Linked DNA regions of Homo sapiens: region 2 is linked to region 1. The links are chromatin loops, found by intact Hi-C in ENCODE. Cell type or tissue: ascending aorta. All regions are shown on one strand. Links, peaks and the distances in the headings refer to the core of each region. The heading gives the core; the rest is flanking DNA. Region 1 overlaps ARRB1 (arrestin beta 1). Region 2 overlaps GDPD5 (glycerophosphodiester phosphodiesterase domain containing 5).

Evidence for each region. A loop is a pair of places that touch in the nucleus more often than their neighbours do. Peaks named below come from ENCODE experiments on the same cell type or tissue, not always from the same donor. Only the 100,000 strongest peaks of a DNase experiment are listed, where the experiment ranks them.
Region 2: a loop joins it to region 1, with 2.7 times the contacts of the local background. A loop is called at or near these places in 1 of 110 quality-filtered maps.

Annotation. Positions count from the first base shown.
Region 1 is chr11:75,273,806-75,285,496 of GRCh38, reverse strand. ARRB1 (arrestin beta 1) reads left to right here. Exons shown (of 16, transcript NM_004041.5): 4 at 1,218-1,262; 5 at 2,014-2,210; 6 at 3,476-3,535; 7 at 4,355-4,422; 8 at 6,753-6,888; 9 at 8,049-8,133; 10 at 8,586-8,658; 11 at 11,286-11,423. Among named protein-coding and RNA genes, the nearest start is that of TPBGL, 39 kb to the right of the region's middle. RefSeq lists enhancers at 4,661-5,536, 7,119-7,619. In ascending aorta, for the core only: a CTCF peak has its summit at 5,163 (motif pointing left); a DNase peak (open chromatin) is centred at 5,126.
Region 2 is chr11:75,462,985-75,474,675 of GRCh38, reverse strand. All of the region lies in intron 3 of GDPD5 (glycerophosphodiester phosphodiesterase domain containing 5), which reads left to right. Among named protein-coding and RNA genes, the nearest start is that of KLHL35, 36 kb to the right of the region's middle. RefSeq lists enhancers at 6,291-6,937, 6,938-7,585, 7,854-8,526. In ascending aorta, for the core only: no CTCF peak of the experiment used is centred there; a DNase peak (open chromatin) is centred at 5,735.

The sequences.
Region 1 (11,691 bases), core at 3,102-8,101:
TTCCACCAGCAGTGAAGTGACAATGGGTTAGAGGGTAGGGGGAGAGAGAGAGGAAAGAAAGGTTTGGCCAAAGATAGACAGGGGATGTCAGCCAAGGGGGTGACCCTGAGCCAGTGTTTCTGGCCTCCTGGGGTGCTGAGCAGAGATGTCCTTTGTGTCCAGCTGGACTCTGCCCCCAAGGGCAGGCCTCAGGGCACTGAGGCGCCTTCCACAATCTGCAGAGTGCTCTCGAGTGCTTGGCACTGTCTAAGCGCTGTACACATATGCACATTCACACATGTACCCATTCAGTCGTCACGGGAGCCCCATGAGGGAGGCACTGCAGATCACAACCCCCAATCCACATGTGCCAAGCCCAAGCTCTGAAAACCTAACATTGCTTCCAAGTTTAATGCAGAATTCATTTATTGGCAAACCTGACCCAAACTGATGCGAGGCTATTTATGCCTTATTTAGCCTCTTGGTGAGAATATTTGTGTTTTCCTACAGAGGTATTAATGGCTTTAATAATAAGGTACAGATCTTGCAGAGGTCATTACAGAATATATGGAACATGTACCATTTTGCCTATTTTATTTTATTTTATTTTATTTTGAGACAGAGTCTCGCTCTGTTGCCCAGGCTGGAGTGCAGTGGGATGATCTCAGCTCACTGCAGCCTCTGCCTCCCAGGTTCAGGTGATTCTCTTGCTTCAGTCTCCCGAGTAGCTGGAACTACAGGGGCCCGCCACCATGCCCAGCTATTTTTGTATTTATAGTAGAGTTGATGTTTCACCATGTTGGCCAGGCTGGTCTTGAACTCTTGGCCTCAAGTGATCCGCCCACCTCAGCCTCCCAAAGTGTTGGGATTATGTGCATGACCCACCACGCCCGGCCCATTTTGCCTCTCTATACTTCGCAATTTCTAAATTCCAAAGAATACCTGGTTCTAGGAGTTTCGGACCTAGGTTATTATTCTTACTAGCAGATGAAGAAACAGAAATGGTCTCTAACCTGCCTAAAGTCACCAGCTGGGTCTGTTATACTGGCCTGGGATGGGGGAAGGGTGGAGCGTGGTGGAGGTGGGCAGTGCCACCCTCTAGGTGCCCGCCTTTCCATTTTTCTCAGGATGATTTTAGATGAACAGATGGTTGGATCTGGGCTTGGGCTGGTGTTTGGGGCACAGAGGTTTGGGAGACCAGGTTGGGAGAGGCCGCTTACTCTCTGTCCTTTCCCCAGATGGTGTGGTCCTGGTGGATCCTGAGTATCTCAAAGAGCGGAGAGGTAGGCTGTGGCCCCCATCCCCAGCCTGTCAAGGGCCGCCTCCTCTTCCCCCCGGACCTCTAGCATAGGAACTCCCTGCCCATCCCCACTGGTTCCCCTGAAAGCCCCAACAAATACCTCTACAGATGCCGTTGCCTCCTCCAGCCTGGGACGGCCCTGCCCCAAGCTTACTTTGGGAGAAGGTTTCCCCATGCCCTGAGCACTTTCACATCAATATGTCATGACTGTGGCAAGGCTGGGGATGCCAGCAGGGTAGGAGTAGGTTCTTCTTTAACAGAACAGAACATTGATACCGGGGCAGTATCAATGCGCAGGAAGACAAGAGTGCAGACTGAGCTGTGACAAGACGCTTGCCGTCCAGATACCACCCAGCACTTGCCCTGCCCCCACAACTCCCTGCTCCTTCCCCAGGTCCCCTACCCCCACCCCAGGCCTGCCAGACTACTCCAGCCCCCGCCAAGCCTGTCAGACCGTTTCCATACCCCTCCACATATGCCCTGGGGAGAGGTGGGAGGGGGAAGGACAGAGCTGGCTCAGCAGGCAGCCCCCTCCTCCTCCCAGGGGCCAGGCCATGGCATCCTTCCGGTACTCACTACCAGCCCTCCTGGTGGAGACAGTGCAGCCATCCCCACAGAGCTTGGGACAGGCTTGGGGCCTCCAGTGGGGCCCGTCCCAGGGCTGCTGCCGGCACTCTGGGGGGCTCGCTTGCTGCTCTCCCAGGCCCCTCCTCAGTGCTCCTCGCTCCCCACAGTCTATGTGACGCTGACCTGCGCCTTCCGCTATGGCCGGGAGGACCTGGATGTCCTGGGCCTGACCTTTCGCAAGGACCTGTTTGTGGCCAACGTACAGTCGTTCCCACCGGCCCCCGAGGACAAGAAGCCCCTGACGCGGCTGCAGGAACGCCTCATCAAGAAGCTGGGCGAGCACGCTTACCCTTTCACCTTTGAGGTCAGGAACTGCCATCCCTGGGGCCCCATTCCAGAAATGCCACCTCTAGGAAGCCCTCTGGGGTGGGCATAAGAGGGCGGTGAGGGTCAGCTGCTCCCTGCCACCCAGTTTCCCAGTGTATGCTGGGACCTGGGGCACTGTCACCTGTGTTACCTGGTAAGTGTCTCTTCTCCAGCCCCTGCTGGGGTTTGTCACCTGTACCTTTGGGCTACTCCTCAGACCCTTCTGAGGCCAGGTCATTGGTGGGAGAAAGGGGGTGCTAAGGGGCTTCAGAGAAAGAAAGAGCCCTTTCTGGACCCTGCATCACTGCAAGGGGTTTCCCGCTCAGATCAGCTCCCCACTTGCCCGGCAGCAACCCAGCTCGCAAGAGAGGGATGGCAAGTAGGTGATCTGTCTGCCCCACCACCTTTCAAATCAGAGACTTTAAGATGCTGGATTTCAAAATCTCAAGTTTCTTAGGCTCTCTGATTCTGAGATTCAGTGTGGTCTCTCCCTTTCTTGGAGGCTGAGAGAGTGGAGAGGGTCATGGAGTCACCTTTTCTACGTAGACATGTTAGCTCCCTATGGCTGCTGAAACAGATTGCCACAAACTCGGCAGCAATTAAAACAACACAGATGTATGAGCTTACAGCTCTGGAGGTCAGAAGTCCCAAAACAGGTCTCAGTGGGCTACCATGGAGGCGTGGCAGGGCTGGCTCCTCTGGAGGCCCTCGGGGAGCGTCCACCTTTTCCAGCATTGCTTTCCTTGGCTCACAGTGCCTTCCTCCATTGTCAAAGCCAGCAGTGGCCGTTGAGTCTTTTGTACATCCCATCACTGTGGCTCAGACATTTCTGCCCCCTGCTTCCACTTCTAAGGACTCTTGTGATTATACTAGGCCCACCAAAATCATCCAGGATACGGTCCCCATCTCAAGGCCTTAATTGGATCTGCAAAGTCACTTTTGTCATTAAGGTCCCAGGTTTGGGCGATTAGGGTGTGGACATCTTTGGGGAACATTATTCTGCCAACCACAGTAGACATCATAGAAAGATCTATTTAAACCATTGCTGCGAGGACTGGGCTGGGCCAAACCCTTTAGATAAAGAAAGCTCTTTATCTAAAGAGTTTTAGATGGGGCATGGCTTGGCATGGTCTGATGGGATAGACATGGCCTGTCCCCTGGGGCCCTTGGTCTGATGGGTGTATGGGAGTGTCTGGGCTGCAATACATGAGACAGGACAGTGGTGGATGTGACAGGTGGCTCGTTCTGTCCTCTTCTTGACAGATCCCTCCAAACCTTCCATGTTCTGTGACACTGCAGCCGGGGCCCGAAGACACGGGGAAGGTAGGTCACCCCAAGGGGACCATCTCTCTGGCTCCAGGAGTCTCATGTCCCCAGGTCCCTGGCTTTCTCCCTGGGAGGTGCTGGACACACAGGACCACTCTCCCTGTTGAACAGTCTTTGTGTCTAGGCTAAGCTGGTCCCACCTTGGACAACCAGTCTCTCTTCAGACAGGGCAGCAGGTACGGGGTCAGCCTCACTCTCCCATTCAGTGATGGGTCTGGAGGCTCTCCTGGGTGGCGTTGGCTGCAACAGGACCAAAGTGTTCTGAGGACCTACACCTGGCCTCATGTAACCCCTGGCAACCTGGAATCAAAGTGCGATCATCCCCATTTCACAGATGGGGAAACTGAGGGTTGGAGAGAAGTGACACCACTAGCTCCAGAGCTTTGAGCCCAGCTTCCTCATCTGCAAGATGGAGATAACAGCACGTGCCTCCTTGTCTTGTTAGAGGAATACCGGATAAGCCACCCAGGGCCGGGTGTGCACACAGTAGTAGGCGCCCCCAGTCTGCTCAGGTGCCTGTTGCTATTTCTGGGCAGCTGCCTGGATGAGGACGGCCACCCAGACTGAGGCAGGAATCCAAAGAGCAGAGCCCCGTTTGGGTGGTTCGAGATGTCCCATGTCAGATGGAGGAGGCAGCACAGCATTGGGGCTGAGCACAAGGGCGTTCCCCCGCTTCTTCCAGACCAAGGAAGGCTGGGCTGTGGGAGCTTGGTGTTCCTGTCCAGTGTCCTCGTTTGTAAAATGAGAGGTGGGCTGGCTGTGTACTGGGGACCCTGCTTCTCCAAGGCCCTGTGGTCAGTGACCCCTTCCCCACAGGCTTGCGGTGTGGACTATGAAGTCAAAGCCTTCTGCGCGGAGAATTTGGAGGAGAAGATCCACAAGCGGTGAGTAGGATGCCAGGGTGTGGGCCGCCTGCTGGGTGAGGGAGGGAGACAGGATGGGCAAAGTCCAAGAGGAGATAAGTAACAATACCTGGAAGTGTGTGAGGAGGGGCGCACATTCCAGCCTTGGAAGGGCACTCTGGAAGCTGGGAGGTCACGGAGGGCTTCCTTGGGGAGGTGGCTTCGACTGCCTGGGTTCAGGCTGCAGCATCTTCTCCTTTGCACCATTGTGGCAGCTTCCTCCCTCATCTCCCTGCCTCTCATTTCATCCCCTCCAGACTGCATGTCTTTTTAATTTGTTTTGGAAAAACCCTAAATTCAGATTGTGTTAAACAGTGAGCAGGCTGTTTCCTGACCATTCTCATTTTCCAGTTTTCCTCCTGGGAGGCGTTCAGCAGGAGTGGAGTGTGTGTCAATGGCAGCTTCTAAGTGAGGAGGAAGTGGAGATAGTGAACCCATCCAGGGGAGAGTGACAGGGAGGTCGGCCCACATCTAAGAGATGGGAAGCGTTCTCTGGAGAAGAACAGCCCGGGCAGACAGAGAGCCCAGGCTGGCAGCCAGAAACAGCTGGCCCGGATGTCTCATGCCTGCCCCTCCTGGGTCGGGCTGTGCTCTGTCTGCCTCCTGGAATAGCTGGTGGGCCCTCGACGCTGATGTGCCTGCATCCAGAGGCACTGGTCCCAGAGGAGGTTGGCTGAGGGCACAGCAGCCTTTTTAGGGCGTGGGCTGAGTTTGCCACCTGGTGGCTATAGGGTGTATTGCATGCATTTGCATCTGCAGCCCTGGCAGCTGTGTGTGAGGAGATGGGACTTTTCTCCCTTGCTTCTCTGTCTCCCTTTTCCTCTTAAGACCTGAGACCAGGGAAGAGGAAGGGTGCTGTGGGATGTGGGAGGAGGCTTGGTAAGCACAAGAAAGAGGAGGTGACATCGAGAGCCACCCCTCTCACCCTACCACCAATGGGACATTTAAAATCCACACCAAGGAGTTACTAATAATAATGATATAGAAGCTATCATTTATCAAGGGCTGATTAGGTGCCAGACACCATTTACAGTGCTGGGCTGTATGAACTAATTTAATCCTCACAGCAGCTCTAAGAAGTACGTCCTTGCTGGGCGTGGTGGCTCACACCTGTAATCCCAGAGCTCTGGAAGGCCGAAGGCAGGCATATTACTTGAGGCCAGGAGTTCCAGACCAGCCTGGCCAACATGGTGAAACCCCATCTCTATTGAAAATACAAAAATTAGGCAGGTGTGGTGGCATATGCCTGTAACCCCAGCTACTCAGAAGGCCGAGGCAGGAGAATTGCTTGAAGCTGGGAGGCAGAGGTTGTAGTGAGCTGAGATTGCGCCACTGCACTCCAGCCTGGGCAACAGAGTGAGACTCCATCTCAAAATAAATAAATTAATAAAAATTTAAAAAGGAGAAAAAGAGGTAGGTCCTTCTGTCATCACCCTTTACAGATTAGGGAACAGAGGCAGAGAGAGGTTAATGTACCCAGGGCCACATAGTTAGTAAGAGGAGAGCTGGGAGTTTGACCCTGGCTCCCTGGTTACAGGCAATGGAGGCAGCTTATCTGAGCAACGGAGATGCCGGCATTCCCAGCATGCCACAGAGACGGCCTCACCAAGTCCCCCTCCCTCACCAGATCCTCATTTGCTCCCTGATCCCCTGTAATCTTCATGGAGCCAGTCTCATCCATGGGCCTTCTCCCCTCCCTGGGCTTGTCCCCTTCACTGGCTTGCATCCCCCTGACTGAATCCACGCCTCCTCCCTGAACCCCAACGCCTCCCCAAGCCCCATTTCTTCTTGAGACCGCTGTCCCCTCTGCATAGTTTTACATAATAGATATCTGGCAGTTGTTTATTATATGGCAGGCACAGTCATAGGTGCTGAGAGTACAGCTGTGAACACCTTAGACACAAATTTCTGTCCTTAAAGAACTTACACAAATAGTGTCCTATGTCACCAAAATAGATGACAGAGGGACACTATTTGTGTATGGTGACATAGGGAGTCAGGAAGTGACAATGTTACCTATTTGGTGACATAGGGAAGCAGGAGGTGAAAAATGTAGTCCCTGTTTCAGCATCCTGCTGGGTACCAGGACCAAATGAAGTGCAGCCACAGGGCACTTCTGGGACAGAACAGGGGAGGATGGAATGGAGCCAGATGGTGACAGACCCCTATGCTGATCTCTGCAGTTTGGCTGGATTCTAAGGTGATGGAGAGCCATGCCAGTCTCTTGAGCAGGAGAATGATGTGAGGCTCGCAAGGAGAGGGGATGAAGGCAGGTGACCCTGGTCCTCTTTCACTCCGCCCATCTCCATTAGGAATTCTGTGCGTCTGGTCATCCGGAAGGTTCAGTATGCCCCAGAGAGGCCTGGCCCCCAGCCCACAGCCGAGACCACCAGGCAGTTCCTCATGTCGGACAAGCCCTTGCACCTAGAAGCCTCTCTGGATAAGGAGGTAGGAGGCTCGGACTTGGCAGGGGGTGGGGGCTGCTCCACCAGGGCCTGGGCCTCAGATCCCAGCTCTCTCCTGGCCTGCAAGGATGCCTCAGGTAGGAGCTTCTATCCCCAGCCCAAGGACCACAGGGGTCAGGGAATCTGAGACCTCTCATGGGGGATTTGGAGAAGCCTCTTGGGCCTAAAGGAGTGGCAAAGGGGGCATGAACTTGAGAGATGTGATGGACTTCCGAAGTGAGGAGCAGACCTTCCTGAAGGTCCTGGACATCTCCCCCACACCTCCACCAGCTGCCTGCCTCAGGCCGAGTGCTGAAGGTCAACCAGCATTGCAGAGGGGGCACGGTGGGGGGCCGTGACCTTCCTGCCAAACACTGAGCGTCAGGGCGACAAGCCCTGCAGAAGGAAGGGCCTCCCCTCAAACTCTGAATCAAACCCAGCTGACTGCTGTGAGCTTAGGCTGGCCCCTCCTCAAGGTGTGGGCACCCCCTCTCTCTCGGGGCATGGCTGAAGGGAAGTGCCTTGGGGCAAGATGCAAGTTGAGGTCTTTTTGTAGGGATTCAGAGCTGGCTCCCTCAGTGAGCTGGTGAGCCCATCCTCACCTTTCCCTGCTTCTTCCAGATCCTTCTGTGGACAGAATTTAGAGCTGGCAGGGACTTCAGACATCACCTAGTCCAACCCCTTCGTTGCACAGAGGGAGACCCTGAGGCTTAGATAACCTACCCACGGTCACACTGCTTTCATCATCGTCAATGTTATTGTTGTTATTGTTGTCACAATTACTGCTGGCCAAGCCAGGGCTGGAGCCCAGGACTATCACCTTCCAATTCCGTTATCTTTCAAGGGTCCCACCAGGGAACTGAAGGCTAATGTGCTTGGTGGCTTTCATGCCACCTTAGCAGCAGTGGGAAGTGGCTGATGAACTTGGGGCAAATGTCACAATGCCTTGGGGGATTCGGAGAAGCCTCTTGGGCCTAAAGGAGTGGCAGAGGGGGCATGAACCTGAGGGATGTGATGGACTTCAGATGGGAGCAGCAGACCCTTCTGAAGGTCTGCGCAAGGTCTGGGGAACCCCAGAAGATCGCGTGGGGGCTTTTCTCCCTCCCCTTTCCCTAGAACCTTGCTGTCCTCCCAGCCAACCCCGTCCCTTCTTATGCCCCCCAGATCTATTACCATGGAGAACCCATCAGCGTCAACGTCCACGTCACCAACAACACCAACAAGACGGTGAAGAAGATCAAGATCTCAGGTATCCCAGACAGAGGGTCAGCTTAGGGGACAGCGAGAGGCAATCTTCCCAAGGGCTGGGGGTGGCTGAAGTATCTCCCCTTGTTAACAGCCTTGTATAAAAAATAGCCACTGAAGCCCAGGGCCTGCTCTGAGCCACAGGGCAAAGCTTTTGAGTTGGGTAAGGCAGGCTGCTTATTGGCTAGGTAATGAGTTTGCTCTTTAAGCCACCTCTTCAGTTTCTTGGGTTCTGGACAAAGCTGTCCTTGAGGGGAAGGCTTTGGTTATGGAAGGAAATGGGTGTGTTTGGGGCTACCCTTTGGATGTAAGACAGGGGTGGTCTTATGCAGAAGTCCCCACTGGTGGCCTCTGGCCATTGCCTGGGGCTGAATATCCCCAACCCGGGGACGCCTGTGAGACTCCATGGGAGCTACATTCCCGACTCACTCCACCTTGATTCCTCTCCCTCCCTAGTGCGCCAGTATGCAGACATCTGCCTTTTCAACACAGCTCAGTACAAGTGCCCTGTTGCCATGGAAGAGGCTGAGTAAGTGGGCACAAGTCTGGCCTTGGGCGTATGGGATTGGGTGGGAAAAAGAGAAGCTCTAGGTGTCCTGTTACAGGTCCAGGTGGCTCTTCTCCACCTGGCAGAGGGCTGGGCCTCAGACTTCCTTGCCACTCAGAGTAGATGATCCCGAAGAGCCTTTTAGAAACCATCCACCTGATTTAGCTTCAAGAAAATGCATGCTACAGTCAAGGAAGAGACCCACTAAAACTAGAGTGACAAAACAATAGCTAATGAATGTAAGGGGATTGGGGTTGTGAGAAGAAATAATTACGTTGTACAAGAAACCTAGGTTGAAGGGAAATACTTTGTTCTTGGCTTCCTGGTAGCCAGGGCAAAGTGGGTAAGGCACTAGGTACACAGCTCTTGTCTGATAAAGGGGTAATCCAACTCATTGGGAAAAAGGGGTTGTGTGTGGGAGTGCAGAGAATAATTACACACAAAAAAATCATCTAGGTTTGAGGAGAACTGCTATGGTTGAGCATGGATCGAACTTTGTCCCAGGCTTGTTGGCAGCTAAGGCAAGTGGAGAGATCTGAAGTGAAACATCTTTACTTACCTAAAGGAAGTAAATGCTCCCATTCAAAGACATACACATTTTTTTTTCCTGGCCCTGCAAGTAATTTCTTGGGGCAATTATACCTGATATAATTTTACATGTATATGTGTATTTGTTTATGTATAATTCCAATCAGTATTTCTTGCAACTGAAAATATTTTTAAAATGTTACTACATGGCCTTTGAAATAGTTTTTAATGTCCTATAGGTGAACATGCTATGATTAGATCAAGCTTTCTCTGGTTACTGGATATTTTTCATATCCACTGTTGATTTTTTCAAAAAAATCAGAGCTATGAGGCATAGATTCCTGATGGTAAAGTGAAGTGATCTAGAACCAGAGTAACATATAATCCCTAAAGAGTAGAAAATCCCAACCACTGCAGATGGTGCCAGCGTCTGCATAACGAATACCAGCAGGGATGGCTGGGGAGGCATTTGCACTCACAGACTTGTTTACTTCTCAGGAAGCGCTGTGGGGCTGGGGTTGCTGCTGCCCCAGTATGTAGAGGAGGAAGTGGCTCAGAGAGATGTGACTTGCAAGTTAGCAAGCAGCAAAGCTGGGGCTGGAACACGGTCGTCCGACTCCAAGGCTTGTTCACTATCTGCTGCATGACAGCTCTCTCATTGGAAAGGATGGGGGATAGAGCAAAAGCAAGTAAAAATTGGACAATCAAAACACCCTATATATGATGGATGTGATCAAGCAAGTAAAGTTTTAATTGTTGAGCCTAGATGGTGGGTATATGGGTGCCCAAATAGCTTCATTTATGGTTTATGTGTAGCTATAATTTTTTCTTTTTAAAATGTGTTTAGAGACAGGGCTGGTGCTCACGCCTATAATCCCAGCACTTGGGGAGGCTGAGGCAGGCAGATCACTTGAGGTCAGGAGTTTGAGACCATCCTGGCCAACATGGCAAAACCTCATCTCTACTAAAAATACAAAAATTAGTCGGGCATGGTGGCGCGCCCCTGTGATCCCAGCTACTTGGGAGGCTGAGGTAGGAGAACTGCTTCAACCTGGGAGGTGGAGGTTCCAGTGAGCCAGGATCGCACTACTGTACTCTAGCCTGGGCGACAGAGCAAGACTCTGTCTCAAAAAAATAAAATAAAATAAAATAAAATAAAATAAAATAAATTTAAATTAAATTTGTTTAGAGACAGAGTTTCACTCTGTTGCCCAGGCTGGAGTGCAGTGGTATGATCATGGCTCACTACAGCCAGCCTCGAACTCCTGGGCTCAAGTGATCCTCCTGCCTCAGCCTCCCAAGTAGCTAGGACTACAGGTGTGCACCACCATATCAGGCTAATGTTTAAAATTTTTTGTAGCGATGGGGTCTTGCTATGTTGCCCAGGCTGGTCTCAAACTCCTAGCCTCAAGCAATCCTCCTGTCAGCCTCTCAAGTTGCTGGGATTACAGGCATGAGCAACTGTGCCTGCTGTGGCTGTACTTTTTTTTTTTTTTTTTTTGAGATGGAGTCTTGCTCTGTCACCCAGGCTGGAGTGCAGTGGAGCAATCTCGGCTCACTGTAAGCTCCACCTCCCAGGTTCATGCCATTCTCCTGGCTCAGCCTCCTGAGTAGCTGGAACTACAGGCGTCCACCACCATGCCCGGCTAATTTTTTTGTATTTTTAGTAGAGACGGGGTTTCACCTTGTTAGCCAGGATGGTCTCCAACTCCTGACCTCGTGATCTACCCGCCTCGGCCTCCCAAAATGCTGGGATTACAGGCGTGAGCCACTGCACCCGGCTGGCTGTAATTCTTTAAATAAATGTGCTTTTTAGCACTGTGCTGCTTGACTAGGATAATCTTTTAGAATATCCGAGATTCAGTCCTGTTTGTGCGTAGAATGTAGATGTGCCTCTTTTGAGTGGCAGTGGTCTCCTTGCCCGAGCTGGGCTGGCCCAAGTGGTCCGTGTGTCTGGGGGACAGAGGTTGGGAGAGGGAGACTTGGAGCAGGCTCAGACTAGATATTCTGCTGGGCTGGAGATCAGGGCTGGGGTTGGCTCTGGGGAGGGCCATCTCCACAGCTGCTTCCTTTCTTCCCAGTGACACTGTGGCACCCAGCTCGACGTTCTGCAAGGTCTACACACTGACCCCCTTCCTAGCCAATAACCGAGAGAAGCGGGGCCTCGCCTTGGACGGGAAGCTCAAGCACGAAGACACGAACTTGGCCTCTAGCACCCTGTGAGGACCTGCCCTCCTAGCCCTGGGCTCCTAGTGCATCTTGCCTGATGGGGCCACACCCTCCTTGGTCCCCCCAGTTCAAAGACAAGGCTCAGGCTACCCTCTCCATAGCCTTGTCAGGGCCTGTCCTCAGGTGCTTGACTTGTCAGGGAAGCTGCCTCCTTACTCCCAACCCTACCCAGGGGTGACTGAGAGAATAAGATGGACCACTAGGCCAGCTCACTCAGGCAGTGCTGGGCTCTGCTACCATGCCTGGGGGAGGGCAACC
Region 2 (11,691 bases), core at 3,034-8,033, 190 kb before region 1:
CTCCCTCCTTCCTGCCCCCCAGCCTGACACATTCCCACCTCTTCCAAGCCTTTGCCCCCCAGTCCCCCAGGATACACGCTTAACAAATAAAGAAGCAGGAAACCAAGGACCAGAGAGGTGAAATGGCCTCTTCTCTTGCCCCCAGTTCTGAGGAGTGGAGGAGCCTGGCAGCAGGAGGCCAGGCTCACTCAACAGCCAGGAAGGGGAAGTAGAGCTTTTTATAACTGGGGATAATTAATTGGTTGTTGTCTGTGACTCATTACTCTAATACTGCCAATTAAGGACTTGGTAGGACAGAAGACTGTTCTCAGGCCATCCCCACAGGGTCCCCTGAAGACTGTGTCTGCAAAAGGCAGTGTCAAAACCAGCTTCTCTATAGAGAGGGATATAGGTCAGATGCCTGGAGGAACTTCCCAGCCAGAGACATTGAAAGAGACAGACTACCATAGCCGATTCTTGCACTTCTGTAGTACATTTACCTTTTGAAGGCTGCTATAATCTTAATTGATTTCCTCCAGGAAGAGCAAGGGAGTTATTCAGGCCAAGGGGCTGAGGGCACAGCCTGCACTGACCCCACTCACACCCCCAGGCCTGTGCCTTCTCATCTGTTCCACACCAAACAGTCTTGTCTGGGGTGCCCTGATTACTTATTCAATCAACAAACCTGTCCTGCTACCTGCTCTGGGGTCATAAGTATATCAGACCTGGTTTTCCCCTCCCTTGAAGGGCCGGCCCCCAGGCTTGTGGGGGAACAGACAAGATCAGACACACCTGGACCACCCAGGTCGATCATTTTGGAGGCCTGGGGAAACCCTGGGGGCAGGGAAGGCTTGCCCGAGCTGGCCTCTGGGAGTATCGGCCCCATCTCCACAGACCAGGGAAGTGTTCAGGGTAGGGGGAACTGTGTGCACAAGAGAGTGTCTTGTGTTCAGGAACTGAAAGGAATTCAGTCCACCGGCTCAGGTGCAGGGACGGGGAAGGGTGCTGCTCAGTGGGCCTGAGCCTGAAGCTGTATTAAGGAGTCTAGGCTTCATCCTGGGCAGCGGGGGCCTGAGCCAGGCTCGGGCTGTGTGAGGAACACTGTGGTCAAATTGTGGAGGATGCTGAGGGCCCTCAGGTGGAGGTGGGAGGGCCAGTGAGGCCTCAGGTGTCTATGTGGGGAGTGAGGAGGTATACACAGGGATGCAGGCTGGGGAGGCATTCCAGAGACACCTAGAAGGTATCAACGGACTGGCTGTGGACTGAGGTGCAGAGGAAGGAGTGTCTGACAGTGAATCCCATCCTCCCATCCTCCCATGATGCCCAGCGTGGGTGGATGGAGGCCCATCCTGGAGATGGGAACACATGCTGTGCCCCAGGAGCGAGTGAGAGTACAGCGTTCTCAGTAGAGTCCAGGAATAGCACAGGAAGGGTGGGCAGAACAGACAAATAAGCCTCCCTAACCCCAGTTGCCTGCCTTCTATGATGAGATATGATGAGAGCCCCCCATCACCCTACCCTGGCAGGAAGACACTCGGTGTAGGGAAATCCATCCCCAGCTCCTCTGCCCCTTCCCCTCCATGCTCGTCCACGCCAGCCACCCTGAGCTTCTCCGCATCCACAGGATAACCTCACCCTTCACAGCACTGGGCCTTTGCTCCTGCCATTCCCTCTGCTTGGAATGCCCTGTCTTTCTCCTCCCTGCCCCTTAAGACTCATTGCAAATCCCCCTCCATGCCCCCAACTTCTGCCAAAAAATAGCCCTCCTCCTTCCTTTCTCTCCTCACTGCTCTCTCTCCCCACCTTCCTCACTCCCCTGGGGTTCCACAGCAGGTTGACCTGTGCTGGCCATGTGGATTGTGATTTTTTGTTTCCCACTGGACTCTTTAGGATAGCGTCTGGGCCTGCACACTCCAGGGACCTGACTCAGAGGAGGTCCTCGGACAAGATTTACTGAATGAACAACTGGAAGGAGGATTGAGCATATGTGTTCATGAGTGAGTGAGGAAGCGGTTAGGGGATGTGACTGCCATCTTGCTGACCAGGTGGGGCAGCCGGACCCCTAATGAGCTGTCAGAGAATGTAGGCGTACATGTGCGGACGGGTGTGTGCTGTGTTCTTGGTGCTGCCTCCTGTGCTCCTGGTGGTGGTTGGCAGTGGAGGGTGCTGCCTCAGCCAGAGGGACCTCCCAGATCACCCTGGGAGCTGGGATTGGGCTCTGCCAGTGCACAAGAGGGAGGAAGAGATGAGTTTCCCAGCTGGCCCCCACTTTTTGTCCTGTCAGCCATGTGGATTTGTGTCCAGGATATGGAGCTGGAAAGAATGGATCCCACTCAGGAAATCAGGGCAGGCTTCAGGGATGAAGCAGCCTTGAGATGGGCTCCAGGGTGTGGCTGGATTGAGCCAGATGCCACTGGGCATTCCTGGCAAGGGAGCTGCAGCCTGAACTTGACCCTGCCTCCCAGTGACTGAGTGTGTGATCTCAGGTCAGGCCCAGACCCTCTCTGGGCCTGAGCTTGCTTGTGGGTTAAGTGGAGGTACACATCTATGTCCTACAGATACAATTAGATCATGGATAGGAATGTGCCTCCTGTCTTGTACCAAAGAGACCATTGTTCCAACCCTGCAGAAAACGTGCCCTCCCTACAAACTTTCAAAGTGATGGCTTTCTCTCCTTCAGCGCTTTGAGGAAAAGAGACCCGGCAGGGGTGAGAGAGAGGCCCTCTGAGCTTTATTTTTCCCACTTCTAAAACTGCAGGATTCCTATAAGGATAAGAAACTAGGAGATGATATTATTACATCCACAAGAGAGAGAGAGGAGGGGCTGGTTTGTTGCAGCATGAGGAGGTGGGGATTTATCGCTGCAATAAAGCCATGCTGTCTCTTGCCTTAGGAAACCCCCACACCCTGCCTAGCTCCTCTTGGAATAGCACCAAGGGCACCTGGCATGACCACGTCACGCTCCAGGGGAAGTGGCTAAGTCTTGTTGATGACACTCTATGAACACCTTGAGCAAGGGTGGGGCAGGAGATGGGGCATTACCAGGGGACTATCACCACCCACCCTGTGACGTGGTCAGGGTCCTATGTAGGGATCTGGGATGGTTCTTCCTAAGGGCCCCTCAGCCCTTCTGCTCATGTCTCCCCAAGGGGCTGATGCCAGCCAAGGGATAGGCTGGGAGAGACAGGGTGCCCCAGGCAGGACTTAATTGCATTCTCCTGCCTAATGAACCACTCTGAGTGCAATGCACCCCAGCAGAAGCAAGGACAGAGGCCTGATTGCCCAGCTCTCTGTAGTCCAGAAAAATAAATCCAGCCTCTTAGGCTGTCAGGAGCCGGCTGGGGGTGGGGATTCTAATCCCTTTCCCTGCTCGGCCCTAATGCTGCAATATCTCTTCAACCTCCCCAGGCCACCACCTCCCCCAAATCTCCCGGATCAGGGCCAGGGTAATCCTGCCATAGCCTGCCCATCTCTCCCTTTTGGGAGCTCCCTGCACCCTTTCCAGCTGACATTTCCCAGGCTTTCCCGTGCATCAGTCCCCTCATTTGGAACTTGGTGAAGGTGGAACAGGCTGACCATTGGAAGAGCTGAGGTGCCCAAGATTTGGCTTGCAGGTGGCAGATTCAGGAGTAGGCACTCTTCAGTCTCTCCCTCTTGGTCTCTGTAGGACCGTGTGCTGAGGGTGCAGCTGGGCTCTGGGACCTCAAAGAAGAGCTGGAACCACTGGGGAGAGGGCTTGGCTGAGCAGAAAGGAGCTGTGCCAGGCAGAGCCCGCACAAGGGGGAAAGGGCTGCCTTGGGCCAGGTTGGAAAACCTGGAAACACAACCACAGGCATCTGAGAACTCACTGTGTGGTGAACAAATGTAGAAATTACTACCAGTATCACAAATGATGTAGGGACAGCTGAAGCATCCATTTGGTGAAAGTAAAATTAGATCCCTGCCTTTTACTTCACACCAAAATAAATTCCAGATGGATTAAGATGTATTTTTTTCTATTTTTAAAATTTTTTTCCCATTTTGAAGGCATACATTTGTTGAAAAAATTTAAACAACTTGGAAAGATGTAAAAGAAATTCTAGTCTTCATGCTTTAGAGATAAGGCTTTTAAACCTCTCTCCGCACACGTGACATCCATATGGAACTATATATAGATGGATGTCGATGGATGGGTGGATTGCAGATTGAAATGTAAGCAATGAAGCCGAGAAATCGTGGGTGTAAAATATTACTTAAATATATGATATTGGGCCACCCTTCTTAAATCCAATACCAAAGGCAAAATGTATAAAGGAAAAGAGGGATAGATTTGACTACATAAAAATTTAAATTTCTGCACAGAAAGCATGATAAATAAAATTAATTCAAATGATATATAAGAAAAAATATACAGTGTGTACGAAGGCTAATTCTCTTACATAAGGAAAGCTTTTATAAGCCCATAAAGAGCCAGTTCCCCAAAATAAAGCCTGCTTTGCTCTGTGCCTTCACGCCCTCTGCTCCTTTTCTCTGTCTGGCTTGAGGTTTCCCAACCTTGTTCTCTCAATAAGTCCTTTCCTTCCACTTTGCTGCAGGTGTCTTCTCCTCCAGGAAGGCTTCTAGCTCACCCCTCCTCCTATAACTGACAATGTTAAGGATCCGGGCTCTGAGCTCCTAAGCAACCTGTGTTTGCCCTGCTCACCACACCAATTCCCAGGAGTGGAGCTATTTGCTGCCAGTCTTGGCTCAGGGTGGCCTGATTTATCTCTGAGTGTCTAAGGGCTCAACACGTGTACGTAGATGACTGGAAGAGAAGGGTGGTGAGGATGTAGAGGAGAGACACAGATTTAGTTTGGTACGGGGTGTGAGGCAGGGGTCTAATTACAGTTGTTACCAAATATCCAGATGTCCCAACACCATAAGTTGAATTCCCCATCATTTTTCCACTAATATGCTAATGTCCTAATCTCTTGCCCACATTTCCAGGCCATTCTCCTTCTTTAGATCGAAGTATCACCACTTCTTAGTTGGATCTTTAGGAGATGAGGCGAGATAATCTCTGGCATCTTAGTTAACTCTGAAATCCCAGGGTCCCTGCTCTGGCGCAGCCTGTGACTCAAAGTGTGACCTTGGGCAAGGCCCTGTCCCTCTGAGCCTGTTTCCACCTTGGTCAGACAAGGATAATTTACATTTCCTGCTCCTTGTTGCCCCGAGACAGCTGGGGACACTGGAGGTACACAGACCTGGTTGTGAATTGTGGTTCCACCATTATGTGTGCCCTTTGTGACTTTGGGCAAGTCCCTTCCTTCCTCTGTGACTTGGTCTCCTCTGCTTTGCAGAACTGTGGGGATGATGAGATGGAGCAAGTAAAGGGCTCTTAGGATTACCATCCCCACCCACCCCCAATGCCATGGTGAGCTCACACAGGACTCTGTTCCCCACAGCCCGGGATGCAGCCTGTGAGTGAGATTGGGCAGCTACCATGCCAGGGTCTTCTTCCTCTATTGGTGCTGGTTCCCAGGGCCACAGCCTACAGAGCCAGGCCTGGCCTCTGCATCTGGCTGACCATGGCACCCGCCCTGGGTTGGGGGAAGGCAATCAACCTGGCTGTCCTCAGCAGCTGGAGAGATGTGGTGTAGAGCAGGGAGGAAAGGTTTGATCACTGTCTTCACATAATTAAAGGGCTGTCAGACGCGAAATGATAATTACAGGAACGATCCTGGATTTGGCGACTTACAGCTTACATCTGTAATCGTGCTGGGGCCTGGCAGTCCTCCTGTGAGGTGGTGGTGATGTCATTCTGTGAACAGAGGAGGAAGCTGAGGTCAGAGGTCCTGAGCGATTGGCCTACAGCCACACAGCCGGTGGGAAAAGGGCCTGGGTGAAAATCCAGCTCTTTTGTGTATTCTCCACTCTGTGGTCATTTGACCCCAATATTTCTTACCCTTTGGCTGGCCTTGTTCTGTGTGGTATCAGAGAACCAGCTGCAGGGGAGCAGTGGAGGAGGCAGATTTCAGCTCCACCTCCCGGGGGGGGGGCGTCGGGGGAGGGCAGTAACTCCCCTGCCTGGAAGGTCAGCCTCACCAGATGCCGTGCATGGGAGGTTTTAGTGGTCTGGGCAGCATGCCGATACTGTCCCCATTTTACAGAGCAGGAAGCTGGGGCACAGAGAAGGTAAATGTCTTCCCCAAGGTCACTCAGTCGTGGCCAGTCTGGGATTCAAACCCAGTATTGCCAGACTCCCTCAACCCAGCCTTCCGTTGTCAGGCTCCATGTCTTGGAAGGAAGAATTTTGAGTCCACAGAAGGACTAGGCAGCATCTGGAAGGAGAAGCCCCTTCCCAGGAGCCAGTGGAGTAGAGTAGGGTGAGCTCGTGTCCTGGAGGCTGCAGACACGCTCGCTGCCTCAGGGCAAGGGGACAGGCAGGGGAGCTCTGCGATTCTGAAATTCTGTAACATTCAGAGTGATGTGTGCAGACTTCAGACCCCATGTTCTGTTAAGGGACCAAGGGGAGGTGCTCCATAACCTTCAGGATCCCTAGTAGTGGGAGGGGCAGCTGTGTGCATTTTGGCCTGGGGCTGCAGTCTACAGTGGCAGGGGCCTGTAGCCAGTGGCAAAAGGCAGCAGCAGAGCCATCCCACCCCAGCGGCCATGCCCATGCTTCCTGTGTGGGGCTGGGTTTGCGGCTGCAGTCGTGCTCTGTGACTGTATGAGCCCCCGCTGCTAATGAGGTCTTTCTCTATGTTCTTCTCTGAACACAGAGGGCTCTGGGGTGGGAGGAACAGGACAGAGACAAAGAAGGGTGAAGAGAAGACATGACCATCCTCAGGAGACAGTGAGGAGAAGGACTGGCCTTCAGGGAAATTGACCCACAATTGCCCAGATTGCTACGGAGGGGCTCCTGTTTCTGGAGGGTTAGGGTAATAATGGAAGGAGATGCAGTGGCCTCTGGGTTGGAGCCTCCAGGATTCTCCATCACAGCAGCCCCCACCTCAGCCTCCATCCCCTCGGGCAGGAATCAGCATCCTACCCCATCCACAGCCAGGGGCCACTCCTGCCCCAGCTGCTCGCCCTGTCTGGTCCCTCCTTAGGCAGTCTCCAGCACACTCCTCCTGGTGCCTACCCCAGGAGCCAGCTGCTCCCTCAGCCCCAGCCCACTCAGCTTTTCTCCTGCTCCCTGAGGGTAAGTCTGGGGCTTGCACGATGGCCCTGCCCACTGGTGGCCCTGAGCACCCCTCTGTTGCCCTGTCTCACATCCATACCTCCTTCTATCCCTCACGCCATAGGTGACCACCACCTTGTGCCCGGCGTGATGCTGGGCCCAGGAGACATAGAGACAGCTCAGGCCATCCCTGCCCTGAGGGAGCTCGCAGCCCAGTGAGCCACCCTCATTATGCGCCCACTGTGTGCCACTTGAAGCCCTTCAGCTCATTTAACAGCCTCCCTCCGAGGGAAGGGCTGTTATTCCCATTTACAACGAGGAGACCGAGGCTCAGAGGGGCCAAGTGACGTGCTGAGTGGCAGAGCCAGCTCTTTAGAGCCCGTGCTCTTTCCATCTCCACAATTACAATTTGATTGAGGGTCACAGTGGTGGGTGCCAAGAGTCTGTGCAGGATGGTCAGGGAGGGGAGACCTTTTGAGCCCTGGAGGGATGGAAAGGCTTCCTGAAGGAGCATCAGGTCTGGCCTAGGGGTCAGAGAGTTGGAGGAGAGAAATCCAGGGAACTAGGCTGGGCCTGGGATCGCCATACTGGGTCCCAGAGGGCAAGGTGGGTTTTGAGGGGAGCTGTTCAGGCTGCCTCCCAAGGGGGCCTGCAGAGTCCAGTCAGTATGCCTGGGTTCAAATCTTATCCCCACTCCTCCCCTACCTGCTGACCCCTCTGACTCCCCTCCACTCACCCGTGTTGAGCCTTTATGCAAATTAGCAAAAAGCACCCATTTTCTAGGACACACCCGCCCGCCATGTGCCAGCAAATCGTCATAATATGCACATTGATGGTCACCATGATGTGAGTGGCACTTCTTAGGGGGCAGTGCACAACTTGCTCAGCCATATGTGGTGGCCCTTCTCTGAGCTTCTGTGCAATGGGGGTAGATACCCCTAAATAAACAACCCCTAGTGTTATGCAGACTGTGAGAGATGAAGGAGGGCCGTGGCCGGGGCATTGAGGCAGCGATCACTGCTCCACGTCTCTGGGAGCAGGGCCAGATTGGCTTGCTAATGGGTGGAGCGGGCAGGCCTCTCTCTGCTGTAATGTGCCCTGACAAGGACCATTAGTGCTATTGGGGCCTCTTTATCAGTGGAGCTGCTCCCCAGGCCACTTCCTCTGGCTACTTCCTCACCTTCCCCTTCCCTTCCTTCCAGTCCCTGCCATTCAGTGTTTTCCTCTGATTGTTCTTAGAGTGACCCCCGCTGCCTGCCTCCCTCTGTGCTGGGGCCTCTTCATCCCCATCTACAGGCTCACTGTGGCCTCCGGCTTCAGCTCCCAGGGCTTTAATCCCTAGGTTGCCCCAACCCCAGCTCATGCACTAGTTCTGATCATGGGGTTCCTGGCTCCTTGTTGCTTAGGCCCTGCCTGCATTCCTTCCATGCCTGGATGCCTCACCCCCAACCACCACCAGCTCTGGTCTTGGCTGGTTCCCAGGAGTGGGAGGTGCAGCCCCTCATTCCTGCCCTGCCTTGCTCCACTGTAAGGATCTGGACACTTGAGGACAATGGCCTTTAGGGCATAGGACCCTGGCTGCCATGGGCCCTCCCGGCCCCTGTGGTCTTCCTGGCCCCCTGTCAGCCTTGCCCCTGGGCCCTGCATCACCCCGGTCACAGGTCGTCTTCCCAGCGCCTACAGGAGGTGCTTTACCTTCCCGCCTCCAGGCTACTTGCCTGGGACCAGACCCATCCTAGGCCGAGGCTCACCCCTCGCCTAGGTCCCTCTCAGAACCTTCTCTGCTGGTCAGAGGCACACAGGCCTTGCCCCTGAGGAGGCAAAGTGGTCTCTGTGGACAGACAGCCATCTAACACTGCCAGCGTGGGCTCTATAGAAGACTAGGTACTTTTTTGTGGGAACTGGGTGTTAAGCCTCAGGGGAATCTCTCCTGGGTGGGTGTACTCATGCCAGGGTAGGAGAAAGGGTGTTTCCTCACCTATCATTTCATTATCAAATCTTTTCAAGTTCCTGTGCCATCTGGAACACGAAAACTGCCCAGATCTCAAGGCATTTATGTATAGCAGGGAGACCGACATGTATAGAGACAGTTCTAGAACTGTGGGGTCTGAGCCATAGGTGAGATGGCTGCATGGGTTACGGAGCTCTGAGGAGATGGGATTCACCCTGTGAGACAGGGGAGTCTTCAGGGAGGAGGCACTCTGGAAGGAGTAGTTTGCCTCATGGAGCAGAGAAAGGTTGCTTTCTAGATGGAGGCTCCAGCTGTGTGAAGGCTTGGGGTCTGAAGAGCCTGTTTGGGGAACCGTATGTAATTCTGTGCATGGGGCATAAAGCACAGAGCTGGCCTGGGCCAGACAGAGTGGGCCCTGACATCTACTGAGAAGCTCTTGCCAGTGGGACTCTCAAGCTGGGGTATGACGTGACCAGATGGGTGTCAGTCTAAAGACATGGTTCACCCTTTGGGAGACTCAGATGTTTAAGCTGGCCTGGGACTCACCAGCTGCACTCTGCAGGGAATGAAGGCTGTTATGAGCAAATAAGAATTTGAGGTGGCAAGACGGATTCTGAGAAGGACTAGTCCTGGGGTGCTGGCTGGAGGGTGGTGGAGAGACGGTCATGTGCAGACCCAGACTGCCTCCATGGGAGGCAGGACTGAGTCTAGGGACTCAGCCATTCTCTGGGTGGCAGCTCCTAGGGTTCGATTGCTCTAGAAGGGCACATGTCCTGCCCTGCTCCTAGCCAGGGTTTCCCTATTCCTGACCAAGGCTGGGCTTTGCTGTGCCTGGAACTGGAGCTTGTGCCATTCTGTGTCCAGCTGGGGCAGACACAAGTGGCCTACTCTCTGAGAAGCCACCACCTCCCCAAGCCTAAACCTGCTAGAAATACTGGGCCTCAGGGTGTCGTCACCTTTGCATCTCTGTTTATGTACGAAGTGAGGCTAAGCAAGGCAGTCGGGCTCTGCACATGACAAGGAGTGGTGGCAGCTGCTCACCCAAACATGAGTCGCCCAACTGAAGTGACCCACCTGGGACAGGAGGGTCACCCAGGCACCAGCCCTCTTGCCCAGGGCGAGGCACGGAGCAGGCCCTTAGTGGGTATGGAGTCATGGACCATTAGGGTGTGAAGGCCTTTCCTACGTTCTGGAGAGGCAGAGGATGTCACAGATACACTGGTAGTGTGCTGAGTGCTCACCAAGCCACCTGACTTGTATTATCTCATTTAATTCTCCATCAACCCCATGGCATAAGTACTAGTATTGCCCTCATTTCATAGAGGTGAAAACTGAGTCACAGAAAGAATGAGTACTTTGCCCAGAGTTACACAGCTTGTAAGTGGTGACAGGGATCTGAGGTTCCTGGGCAGACTGATGGTATCTTTGCATGGTGTGGGATGGAAGGATTCTGGACAGTGAGAAGACTTTCCCTCCTTCCTGCCCAATCCTGCATGTGGTCATAAAGTACTAGTAGAGTGGAAGTCGGCTCAGTCTCTGTCCTTGCAGAACCCACACTTGTCTGGGGGACACAGTGAGCAGGTCATGGTGTGCAGAGCGTGAGTTTAGACAGAGGGATGCCAATGCTGCGGGCGCACCGCGGCAGGCACGAGGGTAGCAGGGTGAATCCAGGGAGGCTTCACAGAAGCAGTGATATTTGAGCTGACTTGAAAGGTGAGTGGGAATGTTCAGGGAACAAGCCCAGAGGCAGTGGCCCTTCCAGGTTGCAGGAACTGGTTGTGTAGGTCGAAGCTGGAGAGGTCAGGGGGCCACACTCCTGCTTGGCTATCAGTAAGGAGCCATGAAGAGGTTAAACTGGGATGGTTTAGAAACATAGCAGGGAGCTCAGACGTAGGGCTGCCTCTGTGACTTTACACCCTCAAGGGAAATGTAGTCTTGGTTCTTCCTCACACTGACCTCCCCTCAAGGGCTGTTGACTTGTTCTGATGATCTCAGCAGTTTCCCGGGATGCAGGATATTCCAAGCTTTTTGTGCTTCCAAGATAAGGGGACGGATGAAAGCAGGGAGAAATTGGAGGGCCAGGAGGAAGTGCCTGCAGACGCCTGAGCTGGCCCCTCAGGAAACAGCAGTGGTGGTGTCAGTGTCCCCCGCCACCCCACTTCCACCTGGCTGGAGACAGGGGTATCTGGCCCAGTGGAGGCAGCAGAACATGGCACTTCTGTACTTCTTCCTTAATCCTCTGCTAACTTGCTGTGTGACCTGGGCAAGTCACTTGGCCTCTCTGGGCCTCAGTGTTTTTCTCGGTAGCACGGGGTAGAGGTGGAGAAGAAGAGTGCCTGCTTTGTAGGCATGTGTGTGAGGGATGTGACTTCACAGACTGCCGATCACTGTGCCAGCGCCAAGGGAGCCGTCCCCAGAATAGGGAGAGCAGTACACGATGGAAAGGCTGCAGACCACAGTAAAAAGAGCACAGCCCCAGGGGGGGAGGCCCTGACTGCCCCTGGCTCTCCACCTTTCTGTGACTTTGGGCTTGGTGATGGTGGACAGGTCACTTCCCCTCTCTGAACCTCAGTTTCTCCCAGGGTAAAGAGGGCAGGAATTCCTGCCTGGCAGGTTTGGC